Regions from separate parts of the Homo sapiens genome. Here all the other regions are linked to region 5. A link is a contact called in ENCODE Hi-C or POLR2A ChIA-PET data. All regions are on one chromosome and are shown on one strand. Each heading gives the region's core, a stretch centred on a gene start or an enhancer-like site at or near the end of the contact. The rest is flanking DNA. Distances are from core to core; before and after follow the strand shown. Region 1 holds the start of CERT1 (ceramide transporter 1). Region 2 holds the start of LYSMD3 (LysM domain containing 3). Region 3 holds the start of ZBED3 (zinc finger BED-type containing 3). Region 4 holds the start of UTP15 (UTP15 small subunit processome component). Region 5 holds the start of RPS23 (ribosomal protein S23).

The links. Hi-C counts contacts between places; a loop is a spot of excess contacts on that map. ChIA-PET counts read pairs that join two places held with the same protein, here RNA polymerase II (POLR2A). Pooled maps may share reads with other maps.
Region 1: a map of CD8-positive, alpha-beta T cell shows a loop between it and region 5 (14-fold over the local background). The contact joins the promoter of CERT1 here to the promoter of RPS23 in region 5. A Hi-C loop is called at or near these places in 2 of 168 maps with a recorded cell type or tissue (CD8-positive, alpha-beta T cell and naive thymus-derived CD4-positive, alpha-beta T cell) and 6 of 50 pooled maps.
Region 2: a loop to region 5 is called in a pooled map, with 9 times the contacts of the local background. The contact joins the promoter of LYSMD3 here to the promoter of RPS23 in region 5. A Hi-C loop is called at or near these places in 2 of 50 pooled maps.
Region 3: a pooled map shows a loop between it and region 5 (5-fold over the local background). The contact joins the promoter of ZBED3 here to the promoter of RPS23 in region 5. A Hi-C loop is called at or near these places in 1 of 168 maps with a recorded cell type or tissue (posterior cingulate gyrus) and 4 of 50 pooled maps. POLR2A ChIA-PET finds 5 or more read pairs at or near these places in 1 of 52 experiments (CD8-positive, alpha-beta memory T cell).
Region 4: a loop to region 5 is called in a map of CD8-positive, alpha-beta T cell, with 18 times the contacts of the local background. The contact joins the promoter of UTP15 here to the promoter of RPS23 in region 5. A Hi-C loop is called at or near these places in 2 of 168 maps with a recorded cell type or tissue (CD8-positive, alpha-beta T cell and naive thymus-derived CD4-positive, alpha-beta T cell) and 3 of 50 pooled maps.

What each region holds. Positions count from the first base shown.
Region 1 is chr5:75,510,287-75,512,986 of GRCh38, reverse strand. CERT1 (ceramide transporter 1) reads left to right here and starts at 1,358. Exons shown (of 17, transcript NM_001379029.1): 1 at 1,358-1,875. The coding sequence starts at 1,780. POLK (DNA polymerase kappa) reads right to left here and starts at 1,096. Exons shown (of 15, transcript NM_016218.6): 1 at 1,073-1,096. RefSeq lists enhancers at 802-1,181, 1,932-2,001.
Region 2 is chr5:90,528,276-90,531,008 of GRCh38, reverse strand. It overlaps LYSMD3 (LysM domain containing 3), which reads left to right and starts at 1,425. Exons shown (of 3, transcript NM_198273.2): 1 at 1,425-1,561. RefSeq lists enhancers at 769-1,028, 1,654-2,154 and a silencer at 1,139-1,388.
Region 3 is chr5:77,085,835-77,088,534 of GRCh38, reverse strand. It overlaps ZBED3 (zinc finger BED-type containing 3), which reads left to right and starts at 1,250. Exons shown (of 3, transcript NM_032367.4): 1 at 1,250-1,424. It overlaps ZBED3-AS1 (ZBED3 antisense RNA 1), which reads right to left and starts at 1,820. Exons shown (of 3, transcript NR_182763.1): 1 at 916-1,820. It also overlaps a transcript of PDE8B not described here. RefSeq lists enhancers at 1-387, 388-990, 991-1,592 and a silencer at 1,409-1,578.
Region 4 is chr5:73,564,388-73,567,087 of GRCh38, reverse strand. It overlaps UTP15 (UTP15 small subunit processome component), which reads right to left and starts at 1,345. Exons shown (of 13, transcript NM_032175.4): 1 at 1,176-1,345. It overlaps ANKRA2 (ankyrin repeat family A member 2), which reads left to right and starts at 1,449. Exons shown (of 9, transcript NM_023039.5): 1 at 1,449-1,956. RefSeq lists enhancers at 1,080-1,634, 1,206-1,765, 1,776-1,985, 2,006-2,055, 1,635-2,189.
Region 5 is chr5:82,276,943-82,279,642 of GRCh38, reverse strand. RPS23 (ribosomal protein S23) reads left to right here and starts at 1,289. Exons shown (of 4, transcript NM_001025.5): 1 at 1,289-1,323; 2 at 1,791-1,950. The coding sequence starts at 1,320. It also overlaps the pseudogene ATP6AP1L. RefSeq lists an enhancer at 969-1,298.

The DNA.
Region 1 (2,700 bases), core at 109-2,608, 6.8 Mb after region 5:
TCGGCTAATCTTTGTATTTTTAGTAGAGACGGGGTTTTACCTTGTTGCCCAGGCTGGTCTCAAACTCCCGGCCTCAGGTGATCCACCCACCTCGGCCTCCCGAAGTGCTGGGATTACAGGCGTGAGCCACCACACTCGGCCAGCGTTTTCCCTTAGACTCGAAATTTCGCTCCTATCGTCCCATCCTTGTAGTAAGAAAGTACTCTTTCTAAGGTTTAATAACAAATTTTACTCTTGGCAATTACAAGGAAATCGACTATATTAAAATAGCTAACGAGAGGAAATTACTGAAGCTACAAAGTCAAAGTCTCATAATCAAAGTTATCCTTGACAACTGACAAGAGTTGTTAGATCTTCTATTGGTCTTTCTGCTAATTCAACCCTAGTCTTAAAACAAAAATAGCCTCCTATTGCCTAATCCCTTGTACACACAAAACCACTGCACTTCGGTATTTCTAATACGAGAAAGTTTCTATATATCCAACCTTTCCTATCTTTGAGGGGCAGGCATGGTTAACGTGGTTCTCAGTAAGATATTCATTTACAACCAAGAGAAAATCCCAGGCTATCATCTCACATTCTTGTTTTACTTTAAAAACCTTTCTAACGTCATTTATTCTCTGACAACCTCAAAATTACTTTCTACAAAGCAAACTCTAGAAATCTAAAAATGCGAAGTGCGTGCTTGTGAGAAGGTACTAAGGAAATTCTTCCTTTAAACGTCAAATGTGAATTCTAACTTCTAATGAGTAAGACCCTCGAGATTTACAGCGGTGGTCTGGTGGAAAGAAAACCCTTGGCACTAGTAGCTCACAAAACCCCAGCCCATGGTTGAGGCGGAAGCGGCCAGATGCTCCCGGGCTTTCGACAAGCCGCCCTGGAAAGCAGGCCCGTCATCTTCAGCGGAAAGCTCTCTCACGTCTGGGCCCGCAAGCCCGGAGGGTTCGTCATAAACACACAAGGCAAGGATAGAAGCGAGGCCGAGGGGCTGGTCACGCAACTGTCAAACGAAGCCCACCCACCGACTGACAAGGCCCCAAGGGGACAAGCGATCCCCGCGCGGGATACTCACCCGTTACCTCAGGATCGCGACTACAACTCCCAGGAGGCTGCGCGAGCGACGGACCAACGCCCTTCCCAGAATGCAGCACAGCTGCATCCCTACCCCGCCCTCTCCTTTCTCCGCTCCTCCTGCTTTTCTACCCGTCGTCACCCGGGAGAGCCGGAGGTAGGGTTCGGGAGGAGGATCCCGAAGGCTCGGCGTGTCGCGTCAGACGCCGGGAGGGGGACGGGGCGGGGAGTAGTGGGGGAGAATGGGAGGACGAAGGGGAGGGGAAAGGACAGGGGAGGGGAGGGTAAATAGTGGGCCAGGCAGGAAGATGGCGGCGGTAGCGGAGGTGTGAGTGGACGCGGGACTCAGCGGCCGGATTTTCTCTTCCCTTCTTTTCCCTTTTCCTTCCCTATTTGAAATTGGCATCGAGGGGGCTAAGTTCGGGTGGCAGCGCCGGGCGCAACGCAGGGGTCACGGCGACGGCGGCGGCGGCTGACGGCTGGAAGGGTAGGCTTCCTTCACCGCTCGTCCTCCTTCCTCGCTCCGCTCGGTGTCAGGCGCGGCGGCGGCGCGGCGGGCGGACTTCGTCCCTCCTCCTGCTCCCCCCCACACCGGAGCGGGCACTCTTCGCTTCGCCATCCCCCGACCCTTCACCCCGAGGACTGGGCGCCTCCTCCGGCGCAGCTGAGGGAGCGGGGGCCGGTCTCCTGCTCGGTTGTCGAGCCTCCATGTCGGATAATCAGAGCTGGAACTCGTCGGGCTCGGAGGAGGATCCAGAGACGGAGTCTGGGCCGCCTGTGGAGCGCTGCGGGGTCCTCAGTAAGGTGAGCAACCCCTGGTGCCAAGGGACCCCTGGCCAGACTCACCTGCAGCGAGGCAATCCGCTGAGGCGGTGGGGTGGGGCTGGCGGGAGGCGCGGAACGTGCCGGGGTGCGAGGCTGAGTGTTGCTGCAGCGACTAGGGATGAGGCGGGGATATAGGGGCACTGTCCTTGTTGCCCGGGGGCTCGTCGGGGGCAGCCGAGGACCAGGGAAAGGGTGTATAAACCTGAGATCCAGTTTGGGAGGCCAGATGCGCGCCGTGACTTGGGACTTAGGGCGGCAGCTGTCCCGGGTGTAAGGAATCCGGGTTGGGCTTCAGCGGTGTCCGAACGACTGGGCATGGGAGCGGTTCAAGTCGGACCTCTTAAAAGAGGTTGGTCTCTCTGAGGATGCCAAGCCGAGTAGGTTGGGGGGCACTGCGGACGCAACTCTTTCGACAGAAGCTGGAGCGACTCAGCTTGGTGTTGAAATTTGAGGTGTTGAATTCTGCTAGGTTAGATGTAGTGAGACAGATGAATGTGGAGGACTTTCTCCCTCACCCTGTACCTTAGTTCAGAATAGAGATATTGAATCGGCACATGATGGGTACAGGAAATATTCATAGTAACTTGGAACATGTGAGAATGGAGACTGATCTTTAGTCCAGGAAGAGCATTACTTAATAATAAAATATTTTTGCGGTAAGGGGTCGAGGGTAAGGAAAAGATGTTTTATCTTTTATATATTTTTTAAAATCCCTGTATCAAAATTTTAGCAAAGCAGTCATTATAGGACTGCAGGTGGATGATCTCTTGATATTACATAGTTGTGGGGATTTTTTTTTTAAGT
Region 2 (2,733 bases), core at 176-2,675, 8.3 Mb before region 5:
TGTATTCCCATTAACATTCATGAGGGCTAAGCAGCCGAAGTCCTACATATCAAGCAGGGAATATATCCTTTGTCTGCTGATGAGAGAACGTCTCAGTGATAAATGGTTACAGACAGGGGTGTCATGAGGGCAACAACACACAGAACAATTCAGACAAACTTTTTAAAAAAGTCTTCTCCTGCAGTTTTTTTTTGTGGCGCTGGGAAGCACAGTGCCTATCCCTGCTAATAAAAGAAAACTATTGCAATGCAAAACTCCTAACCTTTGCAGAGGCACTTACCAGAAAACCAAAAACATACTCTTTGAAAAACAATTTAAAACCAAGCTTCAAAGGCTTTCTAATGTATAAATATTCAGACATTCTGAAAAGCACTGCTCTGCACCCTGCACCCCAGCTATTTGTGCCTAAAATGGATATTGTCGTAACAGTTAGCATGGTTGTCAAAGTGCAACGTCTCTAATATCAACACTGAGAGACATCAGACTCATTAAAATGCTTTACATTCATTAATTAGGTTGGTGCAAAAGTAGTTGCGGCTTTTGCCAAAGTCATACATAAATTCAAACACATTATGATACTCATTTAACACATTTGTGATAAAAATCATGTATGAAGTCATGAGTTTATTTAATAAGCTAATATTCCATAGAGTCCAATGGTGACTACCAATGACTCAGTTAATTTTCAAACCAAAATAAGTTAGATTACAATTTGTTGACTCCCTTGACTCCTCGAGCCAGGGAAAACATTTCCTGGGGCCTGACTCTAGGTGGCTCACTTCCCTCACCTAAAAACAGGAAGGGTGAGACAACCCCCTCCAACCCTCGTCCTCGGTCCCCCAAGGATTTCTCTCCAGAATTCTGCCTCTTCTGCAGCAGTCTGGAGTCTTCAGCATGAAAAGGGTAACAAACATGGCGCAATTTTCTGAAACCGTGATGTCAACAGTGTTTTTGAGGTGTCCTTTCCCACCCTAAAGAAAATTCGAGATGCACAGCAAGAAAAAAATGCAAGACAGCTCCCCGACACATCCTGAGCCACGCCTCGTCCTCAGGGTGCACCCGACAGTCTCTGCCAGCGCAGTGTGGACGCTGGACAAAGACGCAGCCAGTAGGTCGCTGGTGGTCGCGGGTTGGATCCGCTGACTTGGCCACCAAATCTTTTCCTCGGGGAGTGAAGCGGCACGGAAGGAGCGGAGTCAAGGGCGGGGCTGGGGATTGGACCCGCCCCCGGGCCCGGGGATTGGACCCGCCCCCGGGCCCCGGAGGAGTCCCTGCGCCTGCGTGCCGGGCGTGGACCTGTGGTTGGACTCCCCCGTTTTGGGCTGCCCTCCGCGTCCTCCCCCGCCCCTTCCCACCTCCGCCCACTTGACGCGATGACGCATCTCAGGTTTGCGGACGTGGCGGCGGCGTACGGCCCGGAAGGCGGAGACGTTGGCGGCAGAGGCGGAGGCGGACGGGGTCAGCCCAAAGCAGAGGCTCGGCCATGAACTTACCCGGGACAGCGGCGGCGGCGGACCTTTTGGCCATCTTCTCGCAGAGTGCTCCCTGCTAACGGGGACAGGTAAAGATGGTGGCAGGAGGTGAGGGTAGCCCGGTCCAGGAGGGCGGGGTTGAGCCCCAGCTGCGTCCTCACGGGAGGCGCTGAGCCTCGGCCACAGGTGTGGTGGGGGCTGCAGGGCCGGGCTCGGCCCGTGTGGCGGACACCCCCGAGACAGGGAAGAACTTCCAGACCAGCCCTGCCAGGCCCTCTTGTCACACTGTCGGGGAAACTGAGGCTCAGAGGAAGGACGCCTACCTGCTGGATTACCTGGGCAGCTAATTTCCCACCCAAACACAGCATTTCTCCCACGACTTTATGTTGGCGTGAAATATTCGCTGACGGCATCTTGTCACATCGTTCAAGTGTCATGCTGTGACAGAAGACTCTGAGACGTAATCTTCGCTGACGATAGCAGGGAAAGAAAAACTTGACGTGTGGAATACAGAGGGAGGAGGTAGTTAAGTTTTAAAAAACAAAATTGTCCCTGGCAGCGGATAGGGTGCCTTTGATTCTGTCCCTTTGCAGCTTTAACTTGTGCCCTGTGACCCTCTTATTGCACCTTGCTTAGTTAAAGAAGGTCAAGGCGAAACACCCAGCAGCCATTCTACAGTACGAAGGTGTTTGGGAAACCGTTTTCAGTTACAGACTGAGCTGAAGAATGCTTTAACACTGTTTTGTGGCCCCTCGTAATCTAGGTAGCACGCAGGCTTGTTCCAAGTTTCTGAAAGGGAGTTCGTGCCTTTTTCCTGCTCTAAGAGAATTAAGAGAGGTGAATAGAATTGAGCCAGATGACTTAAATATTATGTATTTTCTAATCTCTGAGTAGTAGACTGGAGTGATCGCCTGGGTCAGTCTGTTCACTTCGGTTGAAGACACAGCCAGTTCTTGATCATTCAGAATACCCAGATTTGTAACACGATAGTCAGCTGCCTGCATTTCATTATAAAGGGGAGTGGAGAGATAGTGAGACAGGTGAAGTTCTGACCTTTAAATTATATTTAGAAATATATCGTGGAGAGAGGTTGATAGAAACAAGTATCTAAAATGGCTTTGGGGCATTGCTTAGTGATTTTCAGTTAGCTGCACTACTAAGCCAATTTTGAAGTTCTAAGTACAAATTATTAGGGTGAAACTGTCTAACAAGACACATAAGTAGGTCGGTATAGCCAAGTGTAAATTGCTGTATATTAAGT
Region 3 (2,700 bases), core at 1-2,500, 5.2 Mb after region 5:
CCTAATAAACACCCCCAACCTTCCCCCAACTCCTCTACCCCCGCCCCCACCCCGGCACTCACCATCCTTCAAGTCCATGTGTGACCTGATTCTTCTGGGAGGTGAGACAAGAGCTGAGATACAGAAACTGTCACACTGACCCTCTGCGCTTGCAAAAAGGCAGAGGGTCTATTGAGCTGGTTAACACTTAAGCCGTCAGCTGATGGTAAGGCTAAAAGAGCACACTGTAACACACGCCCATTTGGGCTCCGGGAATCACGGGATCCTGCCCCTGGACACTGCCGTGGGGCTGGAAGCCCAGCGCCCCAGCTTTTGCACCCTGGCTCCTGCACCCGTCCGTCTGCATGCTCCACCTCCCATAAGGGGTTTCAGCAGGCAGAGACCGAACACACGAGCCACAACCCTGTTGCACGTCCTGCAAAGGGCTGTGGGAGGGCGGGGGCCGGGAGGAAATCAGGGAACTCTCCTGTTTCATTGTCACAAGACTTGCAAGGCTTCCTTAAGAGAGGGGTACACTTCCCCACCCACTGACAGCAAGTTTTGACCAATAGAAAGTGAGCAGAACTGAGGCATGCGGAATGTGAGTTTGGAAAGCAGCTTGTGCCAGTCATGTACAGGAGCTAATTGTTAAATTTCCAGGAACTTGGCAAGCCACTTGTTGGACTGTTTGTAGCTTGAAATCGGCCATTGTGGGAGCATTTACATCATAGAAATAGCAAACACTACATATCTGGACTTCCCCCTTCTCCCTCAAAGTTGGTTTACCAGCCCAGCAGGGAGCATGGCCCAGAAAAGTTGACCTTTCAGCCTGGAGTGAAGAAAACTGGTGGAGTACTGCCAAAGCTCCCTGCAGCCACAGTAATTCGCTTGAGAAATGGACCTTTAAGCCACTGAGTTGCAGGGGTTGTTCGTTACCTGAGCATCATCTAGCCAAAGCTGGTACACCATGCTGGTGTTTTGGTGAACACCAATAAGCGCCGCCTTCATCTGTCCCAACCTAGGTTGGAGGGATTTCTTCCAATAACTTGTGACATCATGCGCCTACAGCCTGCAAAGATGCAAACCGCGCTCTGAGACTCAGGCCCGGGAATTCAGGTCTTGGAAGGTTAATGCAAAGTTGTAAAACAATAGTTACATTTCAACCACACTCAGCTATTGCGTCATCTTAAAACCCTGGCCAACACAAATCTGTCGCTCGCGATCCTTGGCGGTTTCAGAGCGACTCCCCTACCGCTTTCGGGCGAAGGCCACACGTGACGGCCCCCCTTTCCCCGCAGACGTGTGAATGCAGCGCTGTGTCTTTAAGGGGCACGCGCGGAGGTTTTCCGTCCGGGACAAAATGTCAGCGAGGCGCCTGGAGGGGGATCTACCATCTCGGACTCCCGACCCGCCGCCGGCTCCGGCCGCGTTTCCCGGGTAAAGGGGTGAGTGTGGGCTTCCAGACTCGGTGGCGAGGCGGGCTGGGCCGGGCAGCGGGGAGCGCAGGTGAGCAGCGACCGCGGACGCCCCTGCCGGCCTCCCTGGCACCCGCGCGGGGCGTGCCCTTCGCTGGGCTGCCCTTCTCCGGGCCGGCTGTCGCGACTGTGAGAAAGCAGGTGGGCCCGGGATTCTGTGGCAAGGCCCCGCTCACCGTCTTCCAGTGCCTCATTCTTGCTCCTTCCCTGCACTCCTCTTTCGACAAGCTTGTTCGGAATGTGGAAATTCGTCACCACTCTCCTGCTCTCCCTTTATTAAAGTTGTCTGATTACAGTCTTTTCACTGGGCAAGTGACTGGACGCCCTGCAGTGGGTTCTTTCTGTAACTGGGACTTGCTTGATGTCGCCCACTTTCGGAGGGAGAAAGCGAATGCAAGCCAAAAGCTTACACCAGAATCCCCACCCCTCCCCCACCCCTCATGGCCCCCAAACAAAAGAATTTTCCGCTCCTTTCGGAGTCCGCTGGAGCAGTTTCTGTGATTTCTTGCACGAACCAAATGCCCGAGGCTTAGCAAAGCAAAAACCCCCTTGAAGGAAAAAAATAAATACTTACCACTAGTCGAATTTCTAATGAGCCAAGACTACAAAGATAAGGTGTTTAAGAGAAACAGTTGTAGAAACAGCTTAATACATTGACCTAATTAGGGTAATTATTTTCTGCTGTTTTTATTCATATGCTGACACCTTTTGGAGGCAAGAATAGCTTGAGGCAGCCAAGAATAAAAAAAAAAGTAGACAGCAATACGTATTATAAAAAGACCAAAAGCCCAAGCCAGGTAATTCTCAATTTAAAAATTAAATTAAAAAAATCTTTGAGTCACAAAGGCCTTCAAAGTAGGGCAGCTTTAAATTCCTATAACTCAGATTAAATTATGCATTTTTACAAGATAAAATGGATCACCACCTTAATCTTTAGGACCATATCTATTAAGCAAAGTAATGCAGACCTGAAATAAAGGTCCACTTTAAGGGCAGAACACTTCACAATTTTCATTTTTAAAAGTGCATTAATAGAGAGAGAGAGTGCTTCTCTGCCTTTTAGCTAATGGTAGAAATATCTAAGAGTTTGGCTTATGCCATTTAGGAAACAACTCTGATTCACCCCTTAATTACCTGTGAGTCCAGTGTATTTTTTACAGTCCACATATAACCTTTTTCTAAATTTTTACACATTTTACCATTTATTCCCCAACTCAGGTTTTACAGTTTGGAGGCATTTTTACTT
Region 4 (2,700 bases), core at 96-2,595, 8.7 Mb after region 5:
ATCATATCGCACCATCTATTCAGCTGTACACAAAGGTTCTCACACCTAGCCAACCATTTTACAACACTTAGGAATAAATCTAGCACAGCCTTACAGTAGCCAAACCAAAAAGGATCATGCTGGCTTTGAGTGTCCATTTTTTGGCAACAGGAAATATTAAGGTGAAACTGCAAATACAAGTTTCCTGAAACCAAGTTTAAGATGACATTTAATCTATAACAATTATAGTTACGGATTTGATTTCCTGAAAGCCTAAAAATGCCAAGAAGTAAGAAACACAAAGCTAATATTCTAATGTAGAAGCTTAAAATTAAATTTACTTTAAAAGGTTTAAACAGTAGGAAAGAAAACTGTAATAAAGCAGTCCTGAAATTAAATTCAACACTAAAGTGGCAGAATAGGATAAAACTTTTAAATAACATGCAATCAAGCCAAAACATTTTTCCAGAACGACTCAATTGCAAAAGAGATTCAATGTTATCAGGTAAATGATTCCAGAGGTGCTGCTCATCATCTATTCCAAAAAGCCTGAAAACTTTACATTAGTAACACCACGATAAATAGGTGTAACATATATTTAAAAGGTGCTTTAATGAAATACAATGACCAATGATTGTATTTCACTGGTCTTTGGGAACACTCTTCTGTTCATTAAAGTACCTACCAATGTGCAGGACACTGCTCTAGGCACTGGGGCTATAATGGTGAATGAAATAAAGACATGGTCTGTGCCTTTGCTTACTCCAATATACTCCATTTTGGCTGGTGACTGGCACCAGATATTAACCTAGACTCAGCCTTGACGTGTCCTTTTCTTCCTCACTCCTAACATCCAAATAGTTAACAAGATCTGCTGATTTTATCTCCCAAATATTTTAAAACTCCATTAGGTTCACTTCACCTGAGGGAGCCTCGTAAGCAAAGGCAAAGATGGAAATGTGTCCATTGCCTTGGAGAGTTGCTGATTACTCCGGGAACTAACAACGGTGGACAGGAAAGGGTGTAATCGCAGAGAAGAACCTAGGTCGAAGCTTAATTGAGGGGAACTTGAGCCGGTTAAAGAATTTGGCCACTCTCCTATATAGCCTGGGAAGCCCCAGAAGAGCATGCCAGATTAACACAGGAAGGCCGGGTGTGAGTGTGGGCTTCCCTCAATGGGAGCCGCCTTCACCTACCTCCACTGAGCCCCAAAGGGTCCGACGAGACACCTCGACCCAAGGACAATTAATCGGACTGTGCCAGCTCCCTACCCTGCACAGTTCAGCAGCACTGGCGTAAAAATCACATGGACCCTCAAGGAGCCGGCGACACACACAGCGAACCGAACGTCGCGCGAAGATGACGTACCAGAGCACGCTCATGAGACTCACGCAGCCCGGCGGCGCAGAGGCGGGTCAGGTGGGCGGGGCGATCTGGAGTAGGAGGTGTGACCGGAGGGCGAAATTGGGGCTTCCTCTGCTCTGGTGACCCAGAACCGTCAACTGAAATGACCCTGTCTGTGTAGTACTCCGGCAGGATGGGCCTCGGAGCGTAAAGGCGGCAAAAACAAAAATATTAAAAAAAAGGAGAGAGGGACAAAAAAAAGAAAACCCGAAAGTTTCAGCTGCATTGCTGCGGAACGTTTTTTAGCCAGAAGGCGAAAGAAGAAATCGGAAGTGACGTCGCGGCCAAAACAAGCCCGGGCTTGGAGGCCTGTACTGAAGCTGGCCTCAGATGGGAAGGCCCGACTCGCTGTCTGCTGTCGTCGGTGGTCGCGAGACCTTGCACTCTCACCGGGTCGGCCTCCAGCCCCTGTGCCCGGGATCCGCTCGCCGCGGATGAGCGAGAGTTTCTTCCTGGGACTTTTCGGGCACAGCTGGCCGGTGGCGACAGAACGGACTTTCTTTCCTGCAAGAGTCTCCCCTCCAGCGGGAGACAGCGGGCTCCTGTCTCGGGACGCTGGGACACCTGTCGCCTGTGAGGCATCATTTATTTTCATAGCACCTTCCTCTCCTTGTAGAATAATTCCAGGATCAGGAAGAAACGAGGGGCTCCTGTTATTAGCATCCACAGGAACTAGCATAGCTGCCCACTTTATCTCCGTAGACTCTCTATCCCTTCATCCCTGGGCTCTGACAGATCGAGGTGAACCTAGCTATCGATTGCCTTACCCCCTTTTTCTCACCACCACCTCTTCTAAGTCCTGTTACCCCACTCCCCTCACCCCCGCCTCCCTCTCCTGTTCTTCAAAATTTTGGCCTACCAATCAACTTTGCTTCTCCTCTCGTTAAACTGCTGTGCCAAGATAAGCGTTCATTTTCCACCCACCCCCTTCGCCTAAGCACATTTGCTATTCTCCTCTCGAAGACCTGTAATTCCATCTATAAACCCTGATTTGTAACATGGAAGCTGTTTAGAGCTGGAAAGAATATTAGAAAGGCCTATTTCAACACCTTTTTATAATAGATGAATTTCAGAAAACTTGTATTATTTATTTGTCCAGGAGTGGCCAGCTAGTTAGTAGCGATGTTGGGAGTGGAAAGCCAGGTCTAATCAGCAAATGTTAGAAATAGAAAAGAATATGGAAAAAATTGTTAAAGTTAAGATCAGAAAACATTTATGGAGCACCTGGTAGGACCAAGTACTGTTCTGTGTGCAAAAATTAGTAAGAGTGGTCCCCATCCTAGGGGAGTTTTCAATTTAGCTGTTATTTAAATGGAA
Region 5 (2,700 bases), core at 40-2,539:
CTTCACTGATCTTTCAGTTCTTAGAAAGCACTAGCCCATTCTACATCTGCACAGAGATGTCACCTTAAACTACCCTATCCAGAGTAGCCACCCCCATCCCCAAGTCACTATCACCCATCCAGCTATATTTTCTCTATAGCTCTACAGTATGTAAAAATCATCTATTTAATTATTTAATTTACATCTATCTAACTGGTCTGTCCTCTCACATTTAGAATATAAACTGTATCAGAGCAGAAACCTTCACCCTCTTAATTTAACCGCCATATTCCCGGTACCTACAACAGCGTCTGGCACATAGAAGGCATTTTTAAACATCCTTGCTGAGTGAACCAATATCCCAGAAACCTCTCACAGCTAGTTCATCTTACAGGAGAAACAGTATTAAAGAGTTAATTAAATGGCCAGGCGCGGTGGCTCACGCCTGTAATCCCAGCACATTGGGAGGCCGAGGCGGGCGGATCACTCGAGGTCAGGAGATCGACACCAGCCTGGCCAACATGGTGAAACCCCCTCTCTACTGAAAATACAAACATCAGCCAGGCGTGATGGTGGAAGCCTGTAATCCCAGCTACTCAGGAGGCTGAGGTGGGACAATCGCTTGAACCCGGGAGGCGGAGGTTGTAGTGAGCCAAGATCGCACCACTGCACAACAGCCTAGAAGACAGAGTGAGACCCTGTCTCAGAAAAAAATAAAAATAAAAATAAATAAATCTATAAGTAAATGACTCGCCAGTCAAAATAAACGGCAACTTTAGGGTTAAAGGCCCAATCTGGCTCCAAAGCTTGGGGTTTTAGTTACTACACTACATTGCTTCACTATATTTTACAATTTACTAGCTGCTTATAAGTATGAATTAAGGCTCAGAAGTCTAATTTTCCAGACTACTCGGAGGACTCTCGCCCCACTCCACTCCACAAAGATTCAGCTCAGCGACTCCTTCCTACTCTGACCTAGCCCCGCGTCCCGCTCTCAGTGGCTTGGGCAAGAGCGCCTGCGCGGTGAGCGGGTCCCATAAAACGCATTCTGGGATTGGTAGTCCATGTTCCTCCGGTCTCCAGCATTCAAAAGAAAAAGGGGGAAAAAAAACCATGCAAATTAGATATCTCTGAATTTCTTGCAAATTAAATAAGACGCAGATTCTGGCTCAGGAAAGTGATGCAAACGCGTCGTTTTCAAAGGAGAGACCCCAGCCTCGGGTCAGGCGCGGCGCAGACAGCGGCGCGGGGTCCTTGGCTGGGCGGGGCTTGCTCGCGGTGGCTTGTGGCTCCTTCCTGCGGTGCTTCTCTCTTTCGCTCAGGCCCGTGGCGCCGACAGGATGGGTGAGCTGTTGTGGCCGGTTTAAGGGCGCTGCAAGCGGGACTTGGGGTCTTGGGGACGGGCGGGCGGATGCGAATAGAGTAGGGCGGGGGATGCCATGGAGAGGCTCCATGGGGGAGGGCCGGGGAAGCGCCGCTCCAGGAGGCACGTGGTCCGGCGCGGAAGGGGCCCATGAGGCGTGGAGGCCGCCGAGGTCGGGGTACCGAGGGACGCAGGGAGGCCAGCGCTTCCTCCCGGGCATTCGAGCGGGGCCTCGTCCTTCGGGAGAACACATTCTCCGGAGCCCTCTTCGAACGTTTATTAGTCGGTTCAGGGCAACTTGAAGGCCAAATGTTTGGCCCACAGGCCAATAAATAGTACGAGAGCCAATCGGCTTAAGGGTTTATTCCAGGTGAGGCGAGTGTCTTAGAAGATGGGAAACACGTAGATGGCGTGTTTTTACGGAAGAACTAAAATATTTAATTTTTAGGCAAGTGTCGTGGACTTCGTACTGCTAGGAAGCTCCGTAGTCACCGACGAGACCAGAAGTGGCATGATAAACAGTATAAGAAAGCTCATTTGGGCACAGCCCTAAAGGCCAACCCTTTTGGAGGTGCTTCTCATGCAAAAGGAATCGTGCTGGAAAAAGTGTAAGTCCATTGCTCCCGTCAAGTTTTAGTTTATTATAGGAATTCGAGACATGAACTTACGAATTCTTGTTTTGAAAGTAATTGCAGGTTTTTGTGTAGTAGTATTCATTTGGGCATTGTGGGGTAAAATTGCAAAGCGTTTGTTCTATTTAAAAGTTGGTAAAATTAGTTTTTGGGAATTAGGTAGTTAAGGTTTTAATTTAACGTTGGCCTGGAAGGAATTGGAGAAGATACTAGCAATGATGAAGTAAAGGACACAAACACCTTTACTGTGGGAGTTGTTATAAGTAAATGGCACGTGTCAGCTATTGAACTTTATCGACTTGATAAAACTAAGGTGAAGAGAAGTGACTTGCATCAGAATTAATTGAGGTCATACACCTAAGATTGAGACATGAAACTGCCAGTATTTGACTGGTTTTGACTTTTTAAAATAATAATTTCATATAGTTCTATCATATTTGATGGTAGAGCCATTTTAACCCAGACTTTTTTTTTTTTTTTTTTTTTTTTTGAGACAGTCTAGCTCTGTCACCCAGGCTGGTGTGCAGTAGCGCAAGACTCCCTGCAACCTTAGCCTCCCAGGTTCAAGCATTTCTCCTGCCTCAGCCTCCCAGGTAGCTGGGATTACAGGCGCCCACTACCACACCAGCTAATATTTTGTATTTTCAGTAGTGATGGGGTTTCACCATGTTGACCAGGCTAGTCTCAAACTCCTGACCTCAGGTGATAATGCCTGCTTCGGCCTCC